Regions from separate parts of the Mus musculus genome. Here region 2 is linked to region 1. The links are chromatin loops, found by intact Hi-C in ENCODE. Cell type or tissue: heart. All regions are shown on one strand. Links, peaks and the distances in the headings refer to the core of each region. The heading gives the core; the rest is flanking DNA.

Region 1 (8,339 bases), core at 128-8,127:
TTGTTTGTAGGTATTTTCAGAGACCCTATGGCCAAGCTTGCACAGAACTCACTGTGGGCTCATGGCAATGTTGCTATTTTCCTGCCACAGTCTCCACAAAGAGCTGTGATTTCAGGCATGAGCCACCAAGCCAAGCTCCATTGATATTAGATTTTTTTAAAATTACTTTTAGATTTATGTGGTGGTTTGAATGAGGACCCACACATACACACCCTCTCCCCACAAAGCTTGTATATTTGAATGCTTTGCTCACAATCCGTGGAGTTGTTTGGGAAGGATTAGGAGGTGTGGCTATGTTGGAGGAGGCATGTCTCAGGGGATAGGCTTTGTGGTTTCAATAGCCCATGCCATATGCACTTAGTGCATTCTCTCTCTATCTCTCCACCCATGACTGTGGATCAGCTATCAGTCCTCAGCTACTGTTTCAATGCCTTGTCTGTCTGCTTGATGTTCCCCGCCATGGTGGTCATGGACTCACCCTCTGAACTCTAAGCAAGCTCCCAGTTAAATGCTTTCTTCTATAGGTTGCCTTTGATCATGGTGTCTCTTCAGAGCCATCGAAAAAGTGATTAAAACACTCTGTGCATTTTATTATTTTGTGTATATGAGGTTCTTGCCGGCATATATGTCTGTGCACCATGTGTATGCCTGGTGTTTGTATGGTCAGAAGACAGCATCAGATTCCCTAAGATTGAAGATCCTGAACTATCATGTGGATGCTGAGAATCAGACTTTGGAGATCAGCTAATATTCTTAATTTCTGAGCCAACTTTCCACCCCTGATACTGGTTTTTAAATGTATAAGAAGGACATTTGACAGACATACTGCTGACAGTTGACAAAACTCTACCATCAAGGGCAGATACTTTGTTGGCCTCCGTAGAAAGTCTTAAGAGTCAACATAGACACAGATTCTACTGCCATTTTCATCCCTTCCAACCAAGCTAGAAAATTCTCTTCTTTTAGATTGCTCCAAAGGATTATAGAATCATCCTGGACACACGAAAAAGCGTTGATATGTTCAACTGAGCAGTCTAAGACCGAAACGGTGGTGGTGGCCTACACAGGGGACAGTTTAACAGCTGTCAAAAAACAGATAGGGAAATAAGAAACCAGCCCTCATCTTGTTTACTCTTGAACACCTATTGTCTGTATCAGATTCCACCCAACTTGGAGTTTTGGCAATAGTGATCATTCATCTATCTATCCAATCCCCTTTCCAAGGCATGTTTATGAGTGGCCATTGGATTGGTTACTTTCCAGGTTGTTAGCATCAACCACCTGACAAAAGAAACTCAAATAAGGCAGTGTTTAATTTAGCTTATAACGCAGGGATAGTGTTCTTCAGAGGAGAGAAGCCTTGACACCAAGAGCCTAAGGTGGCTGCTCACGTCTGTAGTCAGGAAGCAGAGAGGGATGGCTGCTGGGCCTTCAGCTTGCTTTCTCGTCCCACCTCGGTTACCCTAGAAAATCTAGGTTAACCAGAAAAATCCCTCACTGACATGCCGGGATCTTTGTCTCCAAGGTGATTCTAGATTCTGTCAAGTTGACAATCACTGCATTAATTATGTTCCAGGTTGTTACCATCACAACCACTCACACTTTGACAAGCTGTTCGAGGGTAGGTATTTTAGCAGTTAGATCAAAGACAAAAGTCTGTCTTCACATTTATATATTAGTGGAAAGACACAGAACTTTCCTATAAGTAGATATGAAATACAGTTGATGGCAGAGGGTAAGGGAGTGGGGTGGGAGTAGGGGCGGAGCGGGGCAGATGGAGGGAACCCTCACTTCAAGGGGATGGTCAGAGAAGGCTTCTCTGCAGAGGTGGCTGTGAAGGAAGAGGGCAATGGAAGCATCACTTAACTAGCTGGGGGTCAGAACGGCAGAGCAAAGGCGCTGAGCTGATTTATAGGAGGTAAAAGCCGGAATTAGGACAGCCAGTGATACAAGATGGACCTAAGTATACTCTTCACTTAAGATTATGTACCGAACTCACTTTTGCCAGCCCTGAGAAGGCTGGGTCTGGACGATTGTGATGTCTGGGCCAGCCTGGGCTACATAGCAAAGGTTTGGTGTGAGGAGGGATAGGAAGAGGAATAAACAAAAGTAGAAACAGGGAGTCTTCACCTGGGGCCATATTCCTGGTACCATTAGGAAACTGTCTGAATCCTTTTTATTCGAAGAGTTAAAACTATCATTTTAGTCTGTACTTCAAGGAAAGCAAAGCACACCAAAGAGAAAAACTGTCACCCTGACTCTAATCCAAGTTTATAGTACCCCGCCATCTCCCCTGTCCCCCTTTGCAAACTAATCCTTATCTTTTAGTTAAATTAGCAGTCACCGTGACTAGTATGTTTAAAACTTGGGTAAGTCTCATAGTGGGCTCCGCAGGAATTCTGTTTTCACCAGCACCCTTTTTTCCTAGAAGCCCTCTCTGTGTGTTTCTGTGTGTCCTGGACAGATTCAAACCGTAGGCCAGCATAAACCTTCCCATCCCAGACCCTCTTTATCTCTATTTCCTCATCAGTCAGAGGAGGGCAGCTTCTTCTTTTAAAGCCCTTGGTAGGGCTAATGGAGTTGGTCTATGTGAAAACCATTAAAAGCTGTCATCATTGTCATGGTTTGCTTTGTTTACTTTGAGATTTCATCTACTAGCCAAGGATGACCTTGACCTTTTGGCCCTTTTCCTGCTTCCCGAGTGCAAGCATTAACTCTCCTGCTTTTATGGGGTGTTAGGGACTGAATGCAGGGTCTTACGCATGCCAAGGACGCTTTCTACCGGACAAGCTGCAAGCCGAGTGAGCTCTTATCATGGTTTATGAGCCACTCAAGCCTTGAGTCGAAGGTTCAATACAGCTTGTCTTGGCATTTTTTTTTTTTCCTGAAAAACCCAGGTAGGGAGGATACTGATGGACCCAAGTCCATCTTGGCAAACCGATGAAACTACTGGGTTTACTTGCAGAAACATAGGGTAGCTAAAGGCAGCAGTTACATCACTGCAGAGTCCCACCCCCAGCACAGACTTATGGAAAGCTATTCCACTGATGATTCCCTTAGCAAACCCATAGGCAACCACACCACCAAAGAGTCCCAGGCAGGCAATTATTTACCTCATGTAAAGCAGGCAGTGGAGCGGGGGTGGGGGGTGGGAGGTGGGGGCAGGAATAGAAGGGCCTTGGATCCCTATCTACCTCTCCTCTCCCTCTGTGATTGACAGGGGAATTCACTGGGCCTGGTCTCCGGAGAGCTTCCTGCCAATGAAAACTGCTCCAATCAAGATGGAAACAGTAATGTTAAACTCAAAAGAAACGTCCACACCATTGAGCTGCACACCAGATTGGAGGCATTATTTCAAACAGATTGCAGGTAGGCACTCTGCACAGGGTAAGAAAAGTTGATACTTCATAGCTGTGCAGCGTGTTGTCCCAGAGCAAGCACTAAAGTTATAGTGCACAGGCTGTGGGCAGTGTGCCGGGTTTATGCAAGGCTATGTCCAGAACCAACAGGCCTCACACTGTGCCAAAGGCCCGGGACAAGCTCAGTGGTGTCAGAGCTTCTGGTCCCTGGGGACTGCAGCGGAGCCTGGAAGGGGCTGAGCATCCTGCCGCTGTCCCAAGCTGGTGGTGCCTGCCCTGCCCTTTCCTGGCTGGGTGCAGACGTGCTGGCCTCTGTGCGCTCAGGGCAGGCGCCAGGGCGGAGCACGAGAGGACTTCTTGGATGCCTCCTCCCTCAGAAACAAATTCCAGTGCCTGACTGCAGATTGCATGAATCCTCACAAAGTACTGTACCTATTCAGCCTTAGGAAAAAGTTCTTGTTTGATATCAGAAGCTAAGGGGGGTCAGGCCTGATACTTAGATGGGGAAATGGTTGAGAACTCTGGGAGCAAAAGATGCATACAAGGCCTGCAATGCTTTCCTTTCTGGCTAGTAGCCAGATGCTCAGGTGTGTGCTATCAGGAGGGTTGTCTGTGGTAATAGCCCTGAAAAGGAGACACTGGGATACTTCTTTCCCCACCCCACCCCCAAACTGTGTGAATTTATTGACTGCACTGAAAGGCAAATGATGTATGGCAAAATCATTTTTTAAAGTTAGAATTTGATAGGAAACCCGTTATCGACAGGCTGTTTAAAAGGTGCCTTCTAGTATTCAAGCAGAGGATAGGTTCCTCAAAAGATGATTACAATCTTTAGTATATTTGAGCAAAGACTTGTTGACTAGCCAAAGCACCATGCTCATCCTGAAGTGGGCATAGATGCTTGTGAAGGGGTCTGGCTTGTCCTCAGAGTATCCCTGAAGTGATTCCAGGTCAGGCTGGTAGAAGGCAGCAAACAAATGCTCTCAAAGAATAAATGTTAGCCAGCTATCATGGCTCACATAAGTCATCCCAAGGCCAGCCTGGGCTCCATAGTGAAACCCATTTCAAACAACAACAAAATCAAACTATAAATATACTGAAGGGAAGAGCAGAGACAGTGAGGGCAGAGAGGAATCCAGGCTGAGCATGGGAAGGAGGCTAGGCTGGGCTGGGCTGGGCTGGGCTGGGCTGGGCTGAGCCTCCATGGATAAGTGAAAGTTGGCGAGCCGAATTGATGGGCGGGTTGGGGAGTTCTGGGACCGGGCAAACAGGAGTACCTGTTGATTGACATGTGGAAGAGCATTGTGTCTCTGAGCAAAGAGGAAAGGAACAGGTGAGAGGGCCTGTGGGTGTATACCAAGGGTTGCCTGGTGTGTACAAGGCTCTGGGTCTGAGCCCCAGTGTATACACATGCCTCACATGAGCCCTGCAGAGGTGGGAGGAGGGAGATTGGCTGTTCGAGGCCAGCAAGGGCTACATGGCAAGTCTGTGGCCGGTATGAACTGCATGAGATCCTGTTGGAGAAGAGAAAAAAGAAAGAAAGAAAGAAAGAAAGAAAGAAAGAAAGAAAGAAAGAAAGAAAGAAAGAAAGAAAGAAAGAAAGAAAGAAAGAAAGAAAGGAAGGAAGGAAGGAAGAAGGAAGGAAGGAAAGAAAGAAGGAAAGAAAGAAGGAAGGAAAAATATAGGAGGTGAAATACGGAAGGAGAGGTGGGTCAAAGTGAGCTCAAGAGATGGCTCCACCTTGCTAAGAAACTTAGATTCCTTTCTAAAGCTGGTGAAAGTTGAAAGTTGTCCCTCAAACACAGCACCATCTCTGCTGGTCCCAGGTGTTGTCAAGGTAGAGCCCAGGGGGCATAGAAGGTAGAGGCCTATGGGACGAGGCGCTACCCGTTAAAAATGGTGCTGCTGATGGTATGTGGCTGCCATCCACACTCAGACCTCACACATGAGCAATGTGGGCTGCTAACTTTTCCAAGTTCCTTTCCCTTTCTCTCTCCCAGACCAAGGATCAACCCCTGAGCCTCACAGAAGCTAATTTGGGCTATGTGCCCAGTTCTCTTTTTGACAGTTATTAACATTTATTTGATTATGAATCTTTTTTGTTCTTTTCCACATTTCAACCTTTTATTGTTTAAGTACAGGACTGGATTATTTTAATGCAGTACTGTCCGGTTTGGGTATTTTTCAGGTTAATAGTGATGTCTCCCCAACATGAGCGAGAGAATACAAAGCTCTTCTTAGCTACAGGAAGGCCCCATCTTTGACATTCTTCTTCCAAGGTTTCAAGGAGACGTGGAAGGGTGTCTTTATCTTGCAGAACCTATCTTGGGAAACTTTGTCTAAAATTTATCCCAAGATTCTCTTATTCACTGACTCGGTGCTCAGGAAATTAAGCATGCGTTTCAGTTGATAACTTCTTTATTAAATATTCCTGATGGGAGGCCCTAGCCTCGCTCTTGGGGTTATAGCAGAGAGGAAAGTAGACTGAGTTCCTGCTCTCAGAAAACGGAAGATTACAACTGGGAACTAAGAGTGAGGTGGGCTCATGTACGTAACAGGGAGTTACAATAAGAGGTGCCAAGAGTCATGACTGGCATTATTCTCCACTGCAAATAATCAGATCATAACCCTTGGCTGGGAGTTAAGTAAGGCCTCTCTACAGGAAGGGATATTCCAGCTGAACGTGGGAGAATTCATACACCACCAACAAACCACAGAAGGAAGGGGAACGTTCCAGGCAGAGGGCTAACATGAGTAAGAGCCCAAAGTAAGTGGCTTGTCGTAGGGGTTCAACACCATTGAAGAACACTGCGGGGTGGAGCGAGCCAGGAAGTGAGAGCAGAGGATGGAAGGATGCAGGCTGGCCCGAGGATGCCTTTGGCTGATAGTGAGGCAGCTCTGTAGATGGTTATAACCACAGGAGGTTCTAAAATCCTTCTTGTACTTTTGAGAACAGCCCCCAGCTGAGAGGTACTATGAGTTTCTTAGAAAATTGCGTTGGCTAGGGTCAGCAAGATGGGTCAGCGGGTGAAAACATGAGCTGCTAAGCCTGAGGATTTGAGTTTGATCACATGGTGGAAGGAAAGAGTTGACACCCACATGCCGTCCTCTGGCTTCCACAGTCACCTTGGCATGTGCTCATATGTGGGATGTGCACACAGATATGAACATGTGCACTCACGCGTGCACACATACACACACACACACACACATATTTTGGCTATAAACTGATGGGCACTTTGTACTTTCTTAGGTATCAAAATCAGACCAAGTCACAGGGCATAAGTGTCTGGGAATAAGTCCAGGAAATATCAGATAGGAAGTGGGAAAGGAAGGAGGGAAAAGAGACATTAGTAAAAGGTGTGTTAATGAGGTGGGTAACAACGGTAAGGGGAAATGTCTAGCACAGCGGTTCTCAACCTTCCCAATGCCATGACCCTTTAATTAGTCCCTCATGTTGGGGTTACCTCCCAACCATAAAATTATTTTTGTTGCTCCTTCATAACTGTAGTTTTGATACAAATATGAATCATAATGTAAATACCTGACACACTGCAAGCAGGTTGAGAACCGCTGGCCTAGCAGGTCTCAGGATTACCACACACAGGGCCTAGAAACTGGAGCCTCCAACTCCTGTCAGGGTCGGGCTGAAGGCCACATGAGATGGATGTTCCATTTGTGGTGCTTCTGGTATGTTAACTGTGAATAGCATAACATGAGCATCAGGCACAGAGAAAATAAAGGAAGGGATGGCAGATGTGGAGATGCAGGTATTTGGAAGGCAGGTCCTGCACCAAAGTAGCCAAAGTCAGGGGTCAGGCACAGAAATATCTGCTGCACAGTTTTGGGTCCAAGTCTGAGCTCTTGTACCATACCATACCAGCTGGCTTTGCCAAAGCAAAAGGACCTAAATTTAAAGCTGGCCCACGTAACGTAGTGAAAAGCAAAGCCAGCCAACAAACCTGACAAATATAGAGGAGTGTGGTTGTTGGATTCTGTGGTTGTTGGATTCTGTGGTCTAGAAGACCAACAGGCAGACCAATACGAAGGCGTTGTAGGGCTCCAGAACCATCTTGTAGTCTCTTAGGGTTTTGTTACTGGTATAAACATAGCAGGAAGACAGTAGAGAGCTCTGAGCTGCAGGGCCCTGCACCGGCCAACTCTTGGACTCTGAGCAGACCCTTGCTTACCTCAATACCATGCACAGAACACTACTCATTCTAGAAATAACAGGTGCCCATATTTTTCTTTTCTCTTCGCTCAGGAGATACATCCATAGTGCCAACAACTAATTATCATACCAAGAAAACAAAAACTGTGAGCTGGAGCGGGGCGGGCTGCCAACACCATAAAGTTGTATGAACGGTGACTCAGTCTTGCTAGAGGCTGCCCCTCTACATAACCTCTTTCTCCGAGAACACCCAGAATCCTTTGTCAACGAAAGGCGGACAGCACACCTTTCTGTGCACCTGAGCGAGAAACGATCTCTCTCCACCTTGTGTCTTCTCTGAGAGGCTTCAGGCCCCACCTCCCAGTGAACTTTCAAAGGAACACTTGGCTTCTGAGTTGTGTTCTGGCTTGCTGCTTACGCAGAAAATCTTTTCTATTACGTATAAGGCAATTAAAGGATAAGCTCAGAGTCTGGCATGTTTCTTTTAAAGTGAAAGCTAGGAGCATGTGTTTGGCTAGAGGCACCCTCCTGTAAAAATAACTCCTACTAGTGGTGTTATAAGAGCCACTGGAACCATGCTAGGGTCCTGTGGACCCAGCTCGTGCCCTCCTGAGGCCCTTTCTTTGATACGTAGTGGACAAACCTGTTCCTTAAGTGCCAGCACGGTGACCTCACTTCGGATGAGTCCAGAATTCTCTGAAGGGTGGCTGCATTTTTAGGACACACTGAGTGGACAAGTTGGAAGCATGTTTAAATTGCATGTACTTTTTCTGGCTGGCTGTAAAGCCAATATTTCTCCATTGATTCAG
Region 2 (8,339 bases), core at 141-8,140, 180 kb after region 1:
TGTGATTTTGGTTGTACTTGGGAGATACATCATGGTGGGAGGGGACAGTGCACAACCTTAACGTGGAAACTGAATGTGACACAGGAGGGGTAGGAGAGTTCAGACTGGAAGGTACGGCTGTTTAGTGAGCAGACATGACTAGGCTGAATTCTGTCTCCTAGGACTCCCTTTCCTTTGTATTTTGGGTAGGTGGGGCCACAAGTGTGAATCTTGGGCAAGAGCTGGAGGCAGAAGCAAGCTGCAGTTATTTTAGAGCTCTGAATGCTGCCCTTTCACTGCTTGGCCATTTCTTGCATGAGGTAGCAGATAGGCCTGCAACAACCTACCATCCTCTGGATGGTCCTCTGTAAGCTTATAGAACTCTCCAGCCAGGTCTGAGTGTGTGTGTGTGTGTGTGTGGTGTGTGTGTGTGTGTGTGTGTGTGTGTGTGTGTGTGTAGGGTCCTTCTCCTATAGAACACCATATAGTCAATATAAAAATCATTAAGAAGAAATGACAAAAAAAATTGTTTGCCTTTATGAGTTCCAACTGTATCTGATGTCCAGTCCATCTTTCCTTCTTTATATTCATTTTTCTTTTACATAAAATATGCTCATAGACTTTAATTTCCAACATCATATGTGAAGATAATAGCCTCACAGAGGTGGTTCACTATACCCCATAATTTTGGAAGGTTAAATTCCTGGCCCTACATGATAGGCATGCATACACACACACACACACACACACACACACACACACACACACTTATATACATATACACATACACATACACATACACATACACATACACATACACATACACATACATATACATATACAATGCATGTACATATATTTACCATTTTTTGCTTCCTTTATTTAAACATGATCATTTTTAATTTTAAAATTATATATTTTTACATCATTTCTTCCCTTCCTTCTTCCCTCTAACCCTTACCACATTCTTTCCCTTCAACTCTCTTTACCTTATTCCTTCCTAAATTCATTACTTTTAATTATTATTGTCATTCATATATGCATGCATAGTAATTTTATGTTTGAGATCTTCAGGAGCCAGAAGAGGGAATTGGATTCCCTGGGACTAGAATAACATAGTTGTAAGCAACCATATAGGTGCTGGGTTCTCTGGAAGAGCTGCTAGTGTTCTTACCCACTAAGCAATCTCTTCAGCCTTGACATACAGTCTTTATAGAGCAAAGCTTTATTGAAGTTTGATCAATATAGTATAAACAGTATTTACTTAGGTTGTACAACTCAAATGTTGATGTAAACTGATTTCTAAGAAGCAACCAGGTTATCAGAAGGGATATGTTTGGAACATTTCCTTGTAGCAGGAAGATCTGGAGATGCAATCGTTAGATCAGCCTCACTGGTAAGTAGACAGGAATATGCTTCTCTGGATAAGGCTTCTGAAGACCTGATTTTTCCACATCAAACAGAAACCCTCGCCAGTGGAGTAGAGCTAGGCATGGCTGTCTCCAGAGGTTACCTAGGCAACCCAGCCTTCAGCCAGTAAGTTCTGAGTGGGATATCTGAGGGAGACACTGAATGGCTCCAGCCTGAATAGCATTCTTGTTAGTTTTCTTTACAGCACGAGCATGTGAATGCTGAAGCCCCAAGCCTGTCTTTTCACTGGTTTCTCTCTGGCCTGGATTGATCGCCCACTGCCCAGATCAGCCAGTAGAGAGATTGTTCCTCAGGGTGCCCTGTTCCTCAGGGTCTCCAACAAGGAGAATCAAAGAAGGCAACATAATGCAAGGAGCATTTGATTGCCAATCAAAGATCTAGAGTTTTAACAGAGAGCTGTGGCATATTTCCTAGATACGTGACTATATATGCGATTCTCATTGTACCTCATCTCAGCTGTAACCAAAGGAGCAAAACAATGTGATATTGAAAAATCTCTGGATTCTGTGCATCTAAGGGTAGACCAATACAAGCATCACTGATTTACATGTGCAGTTATGCCAAGGAGGACATAGAGAGCCTGAGTCAAATTCCTTCTGGTTACTATGTTAGACGATATAACACAGACATTCAACCACCCACCCAGTCACTAGATACATGAATCCCCACTGGTTACTATGTTAGATGCTATAGCACAGGCATCCAACCACCCAGCCAATCATTAGGGATATGATATTTTCTAGACACTGGAAATAGAAAGATGAATGGAAATAGGATTCTCCTTCTTGAATTGCCCATAGCTCACTAAGGGGAGATAAATATATTCATAGCTAATGTCAATATGTGGAAATTTCAGTAAGGATGTTCAGAACAAAGAAGGTGTTTGGTGATATTGTTATCCTGTAAACCTGGACAAAGTTACAGGCAGACAAGTGACCTTTCCTTTTGTGGAGAAGTCATGGTTGTTACCCTTACTCCTTACCATGTGCTGTTACTGACAATGCTAGGATTCTCATGTATCACAAGTGTCGGCAGGCCTCGAGGAACAGGGAGAAGAAAAGGAAGAGAATAAATCCTGTCCTCCACGTAGCCAGCCACGTAACCATCATGGTTTCTTTACTGATAGACAACCAAAAACTTTCTGAGAAAAAGGAGACGGTATCTAAGATTGGCCCACTTTAACTAGCCCAATGTTATCAATTTATATTCTTCATTATAATTGTGGTGGTTTAAAACTGGGAGTTCATCCTCACTGGACAAATATGCATTTTTGAGGTTATGTCATGCAAGCTAAAAATACTCACAAATAGGCATCTAAACCCTCCAGATACGGATTTCAATCCTTACATTTCTATTTTCAAAACACTTTCTGAGGCTTCTCAGTTTTGTCAATAATCAAACAGCTGGAGGGGCGGTAGAAAAAAAACAAAACAAAACACTTTCTGCCAACAAATTTACCCTGGATATCACTTCTATTTCCCTGGCTTGTATAGCTGAAGACACTAGTAAGCAAACAGATCGTGTTTAAATTTTAAGTGATGTAGCATCCACCACTGGAAAGCCATGCCAAGTGGCTTCCAGGGAGCCGACAAGGTGGGGCCTGTAGCTGGCTGGTCTCCCGGTACCACCTACCACCTCCAACTCCAGAGATGCCATCAGATCCCACCCAAAGGAGCCAGTAGTCCCCAAGAAACAATGAGCCATTCTTATAAGACACAACCGGAGCTCTGTTACTGCGGCACAGGAAGGTCGGATAAAATCTCCCAGTCCCAGCATTCCTTTGTGTCAGCAGCCGCAAGTGGGATGTTCCTTCTGTGGTCCTTGCAGGGTGAGAGGAAGCAAGCTTTGAAACACAATGTTCATTGAAATCTGCTTTCATCCGAGGAATCCCCAAGTGGCTCCTGCTTCGAGGTGCATTCTGTCTGCAGCTGAGCCCTCCTGATGCATTTCCGTTGTTTGTTCTGGAGGGAAGGCAGTACCTTCATAAGACTAGGTAAAGGGCATCTCATTGTGCTGGATAAGGCATTATGTGTCAGGATGTCTCCAGTGAGTCTGGTGCCTAGAAGGTGCAATAAAAAGAAAATAAACTAAACAATTGAGTCCTTCAACACTGTGGCTCAGGGATGGACCAGGGGAAGACGACGCCTCTCTGGTGACTCCTGGGGCTGTACAGCTTGCTGCGTGACCTTAGGAGCAGGAAATCATTCATTGCTCAAGCTGCAACCTTGGGCACAATGCCACTGGGCACAGTGGCAGAACTGAATAGTGTCCTTAGGATTTGCTTTCTAGAACTTTGTCAAAGCAGGATGGACCCTGTGAGCCACTGAGGGGCTACCACTGGAAGAGGGAACTGACCAGTGTCAAACATACATGAGATGCTGCTTCATTCGGGCCTCAGGATTCAACCACCCTCTCTCATGCTGGAGGAAAACCATTCTGGGTACAAAGTGATTCTCTTTTATTAAGAACTGTTCCAAGTTAGCACACAGGAAAATGGGTAACGCTATTTGCTACTTCTATTCTTCTTGCTTAATCCTCTTTCTTCATCGTCTGTTTCCTTCCTGTCTGGCCAAAGTCACCTGAGCCATCCAGCTTGTAACGCAAGGCGAGAGGAGCAGCTCATGTCCCGTGTGGACAGAATAAACACTGTCTTCCACATCCAGGGCACCTTTTAACTCTGCATGCATATATACTTTAAAAATAATTTTTGAAAGGTTCTACATTTTATTACTGGACAAACCACACCCCTAATTTAGACATGAGCAAGTCTCCAGGTTAAAAATGTTGAGCTCCATCTGGTAGGACTGCCCGATGAGCACAACTCAGTATAAACCCTCAGTCTTGCCGTTGTGTGAATCCTTATGGACCCGGCTGCCTTCTCTCCCACTGCCCTCTCTTGGAATTGTATCTGATTTTGTTACCAGTTTTCATCAAATCCATTGAGAAACAGGACAATGTTGCTTTCGTTTCTTGGCCAGGAATCACTTGATTTTGAAAGTCTTGTGAGAAGACACCGCAAGAAGCCGAATCAGGGGCAGGGTGCAAGATGACGGAAGAAGAGAGAAGCCAAACATATTTTTTATTGTTCGCACATGAGCATTTTTGTCTATATCTGTGTCTGTGCACCATGTGGGTGAAAGGCCTGTAGATGCCAAAAGAGGGCACTGGATCCCCCGGAACTGAGGTCAAAAGTGACTGTGGGCTGCTACGAAGGTGCTAGAAATCAAAGCCCGTTTCTCTGGAAGAGCAGCTAAAGTGCCTTTAACCTCTGAGTCATCTCTCTACCTATCCCACTCTCATTTTTCCCCCTCAGATCTCAAATTAAATGGGGAAGTGCAGTAACCATTGTCACTTTCAGGAGTAGAAGGGGTTGGTAGAGAAATCAAGGTTAGAGGGTTAATTGAACCCCAAATTAGAGCTGTTAGCAGAACTCGGGAAAAAACTCAAGTATCAGAACCCTAGTCCAGGATCCTAATCCAGGCCATGTTTTCAGATGGGCTGCCTGTTCTAATTTGACTTCTATTATTGCTAAAAGTAAGTTGGGCAGGAACTTTATTTCAGAGCTTACAGTGTGCCGCGAAGGAAAGTCAGGGCAGGAACTCAAGAGAGGAACCTGGAGTCAGGCACGGAAGCTGAGGACACGCAGGAGGACACGCAGGCAGGAGAGCCACTGGCTCAACTGTCCCCATGGCTTGCTCAGCTTGCTTTCTTAGAAACCCCAGGACTCCTTGTCCTGATATGGCATGCTCACAGTGGGTTGAGTCTACCTTCATCAATAGTTCAATCAAGAAAACATCCTACAGACTTGCCCACAGGCCACTGTAATGGGAGCATTTTCTCAATTGAGGCTCCTTCATCCTTATGGCCTGACCTTACATCAGTTGACAAAGACAAACAAGCAAACAAGCAGTCTACTATCTAAAACAGGTGGACAGGCCAGAAATGGTGGTGCACACAATTAATCCCAGCACTTGAAAGGCAGAGGCAGGAGGATCTCTGTGAGTTCAAGGGCAGCCAAGTCTATAGAGTGAGTCTGAAACTAAAACAGAAGACTCTTCAGATTCTCCTAAGTGTCCAATGAACAATCTCAACACTGAGTGTGGGGGCTGGGGTTCGTCCACACCAGAGGCTTAAGCCCTTTGTGCTTCATGCAAAGGGTACTGGCCTGATCTAGAACCAGACAGTGACACTCGAAAAGCCTGGAAGATATTTCTTAGAATCCAGTGTACTTGTTCTAACCCAAAAGAACAAACGTCACTCTTAGGACTGACGCAGGACAGTGACAGAAACTACAACCCAGGTAGTTAACTTTCCAAGAAGGAAATAAAGAAGTACTAAGAAGTCAGAGTTCTAGCTAAAATTTATGAAACGAACCCAAGCGTCTCTTGAAATGGCTAATTTTCTTCTGAGTTACTAACAGAACACTTGAATTCTGGGAAAATTTTGTTGAATCTTTGTAGAAGATTCTCTGTGAAAGGATTACCCAAACCTAGATAGAGCAGTCCTTCCTGGTGACCTGCCTTTGACTTAAATTTCTCATTCCTGATTGTAACTCCTTTCTCTCTCCCTGTCTCCCCCTCTCTCTGCCTTCCTCCTTCCCTCTGTGCCTGTGTGTGTGTGTGTGTGTGTGTTCCACCTAAATGTCTGGAAGGCAGACCGTTTATACTCTTAGAGAACATAATTCATTTTATTTTAATTCAGCCCAAAAAGGTATGTGTTGAGTGACAGCTGTGTTAACTACTTGTAGCGAACAGTTACACCCTCGTCCTCAAGGATAACACGAAAGTGTGGCCTGAAGACACTGGCAGGCTTTCAGTAGGATTTCTATGCCTACAGCATGGGCCCCTGACTTATGGGCGAACAGGAAAGGCTTTCCGAAGATGATTCTGTGCAGAGAAATGAACACGAGGAGAGGTGAATGGGCCTGAAACACAAATGCTTAGCTGAGGGTGACAGACAACCTCTGGCCATGAAGTTGATGATGAGGAAGATCAGAGGGACACAGCGTGTACCTACGGCCCCACAGTGAAGACAGTCCTGAAATAATAAACGTCCATGGGAACACAGATGCAAGGGACCAGATTGGTCTCCATCACTTTCTGATACCAAGACCAGGGGAACTTGACAGTGTAAGGCGAGGAATCAAAGAGACAGAAAAGACAAGCAGGGCAGAGCTTCGGCTCTGATCAAAAAACGTAAGATGGTGTCATGACGACGTAAGATGACGTCAGGATGACGTAAGACGACGCCATCGCTACCCTGCAAGTCGGAGGAGAGAGGTAGAGTGTCATTGAGTTCTTGGCAGGTGTATGTGGACACTTAGGAGAATCTGAAGAGTCTTTGTAATGAATTCAATTCTTCCTTCCTGAAAGTACAAACCACAGGGCACCTGCAGAGGCCTTGCTCGGTCCTGACTGCAATTATATGTCCCTAGAATAACAGAGAAAGAATTCAAGACACAAGAGAAAAGAGAGGGAGGGATTCAAAACCCTCAGGAAACATGTAAAATGTTTCTAGTGATCTCAAGTTAAGAGGTGAAAAATGGAAGGTTGGAAGAGGACATAATTTTGAAGGGACACACATGAACACCGCCCCTTGAACTTGCTCTGTAGAAAGTTACAGTCGCAAGGAGACTTCTGCTTAACAAAGAGCAGTGTATACTTACAGAAACCAGAAGCAAGAACGAGTATGGGGACATCTCTCTGGTGAAAAATCTAACAGAAATTACCTATATCGCTGTAATTTTTAAAAATCAGAAATTATTTAATCATTGCTACTAATTAAATAATAAAGAGGAGCCTGGGTGGACCGTCAGAGAGAAGAGACTTGAATCACCCCTCCGTGTCTCACTTCCTCTTCATTCTTCTTGAACCTCACTCACTCACTCACTCACTCACTCACTCACTCACTCATGGCATAGCAAGGTCAGGGAGCAGACAGCTCAGGACCAGTTAGGGCTGTAAACAAAGTGAACATGCAGAGCCCAGTATGCAAACAGTGGAAAGGAATGTGCTACTTTGGGAACTAACAAATAAAGCATTTATTTTTCTTTCTGAGTCACTCTCTTGGTTTGTCAGTGCTTTCATTTGTAATTATAATGTTTTTGAAAATTGAAGAAATTGAAATTATTAGCATGAATCTCAGCATTCATCTTTACATTATTCAATGTCTGCTTTAAATGCGACATCAAAGGAACAAAAAATACTTTACTCCCATTCAGGATCATAAAAACAATTTCCTTTTTGTCCTCATATACGCATTTTGTTCTGATTAAAATGATGTGAATGCTGGAGTCCAACATAGATGTTTTAATTTGACTTTTCACTACACCTATACTCTACCACCAACACCCCACCACCAGCACCCTACTAGCAACACTCCACCTACACTACCCCAACACCAACACCCTACCTATAACATCCCATCCACAACACTCCACCACCAACACCCCACCATCAACCCCCACCACCAACACCCTACTAACAACACTCTACCTACAATATGCCACCACCAACACCCCACCCATAACATCCCACCAAAAATGCCCTACCCATAGCACCCTACTACCAATACTCCACCTACAATACCCTGCCAACAACACTCCACCTACAACACCCCACCCCAACATCCTATCCATAACACCTCACCAACAGCACCCTACCAACAACACCCACAAACACTGTTATCTGTGTGTCAGGAAGAGTAAAAGGGAAGTTAACTGTAGCACACCTAATCACTCCTTCAGGCTGTGATTCTAGCATGTACTGTTGGCTAATGCAGAGAAACAACATACAACAGAGTCCATTCCCTGTTCATCTTACTGTGTTATTACCGCTTGCTCATATCTAAAGCAGGTCCTTATTCATAAAAATGTATTGCCTCTTGGCAGTTTCAGGCCATCCTCCATTATCATGGTTCATCTTGATTAT

The links. Peaks named below come from ENCODE experiments on the same cell type or tissue, not always from the same donor. Only the 100,000 strongest peaks of a DNase experiment are listed, where the experiment ranks them.
Region 2: it touches region 1 in a loop (10-fold over the local background); 3 of 42 quality-filtered maps call a loop at or near these places.

The regions. Positions count from the first base shown.
Region 1 is chr10:21,853,124-21,861,462 of GRCm38, reverse strand. It overlaps Platr6 (a long non-coding RNA gene), which reads left to right and starts at 3,225. Exons shown (of 5, transcript XR_001779731.1): 1 at 3,225-3,369. In heart, for the core only: a CTCF peak has its summit at 3,652; a DNase peak (open chromatin) is centred at 3,642.
Region 2 is chr10:21,674,166-21,682,504 of GRCm38, reverse strand. No RefSeq gene overlaps it. Among named protein-coding and RNA genes, the nearest start is that of Gm5420, 13 kb to the left of the region's middle. In heart, for the core only: a CTCF peak has its summit at 3,588; a DNase peak (open chromatin) is centred at 3,314; H3K27ac peaks cover 1,069 bases.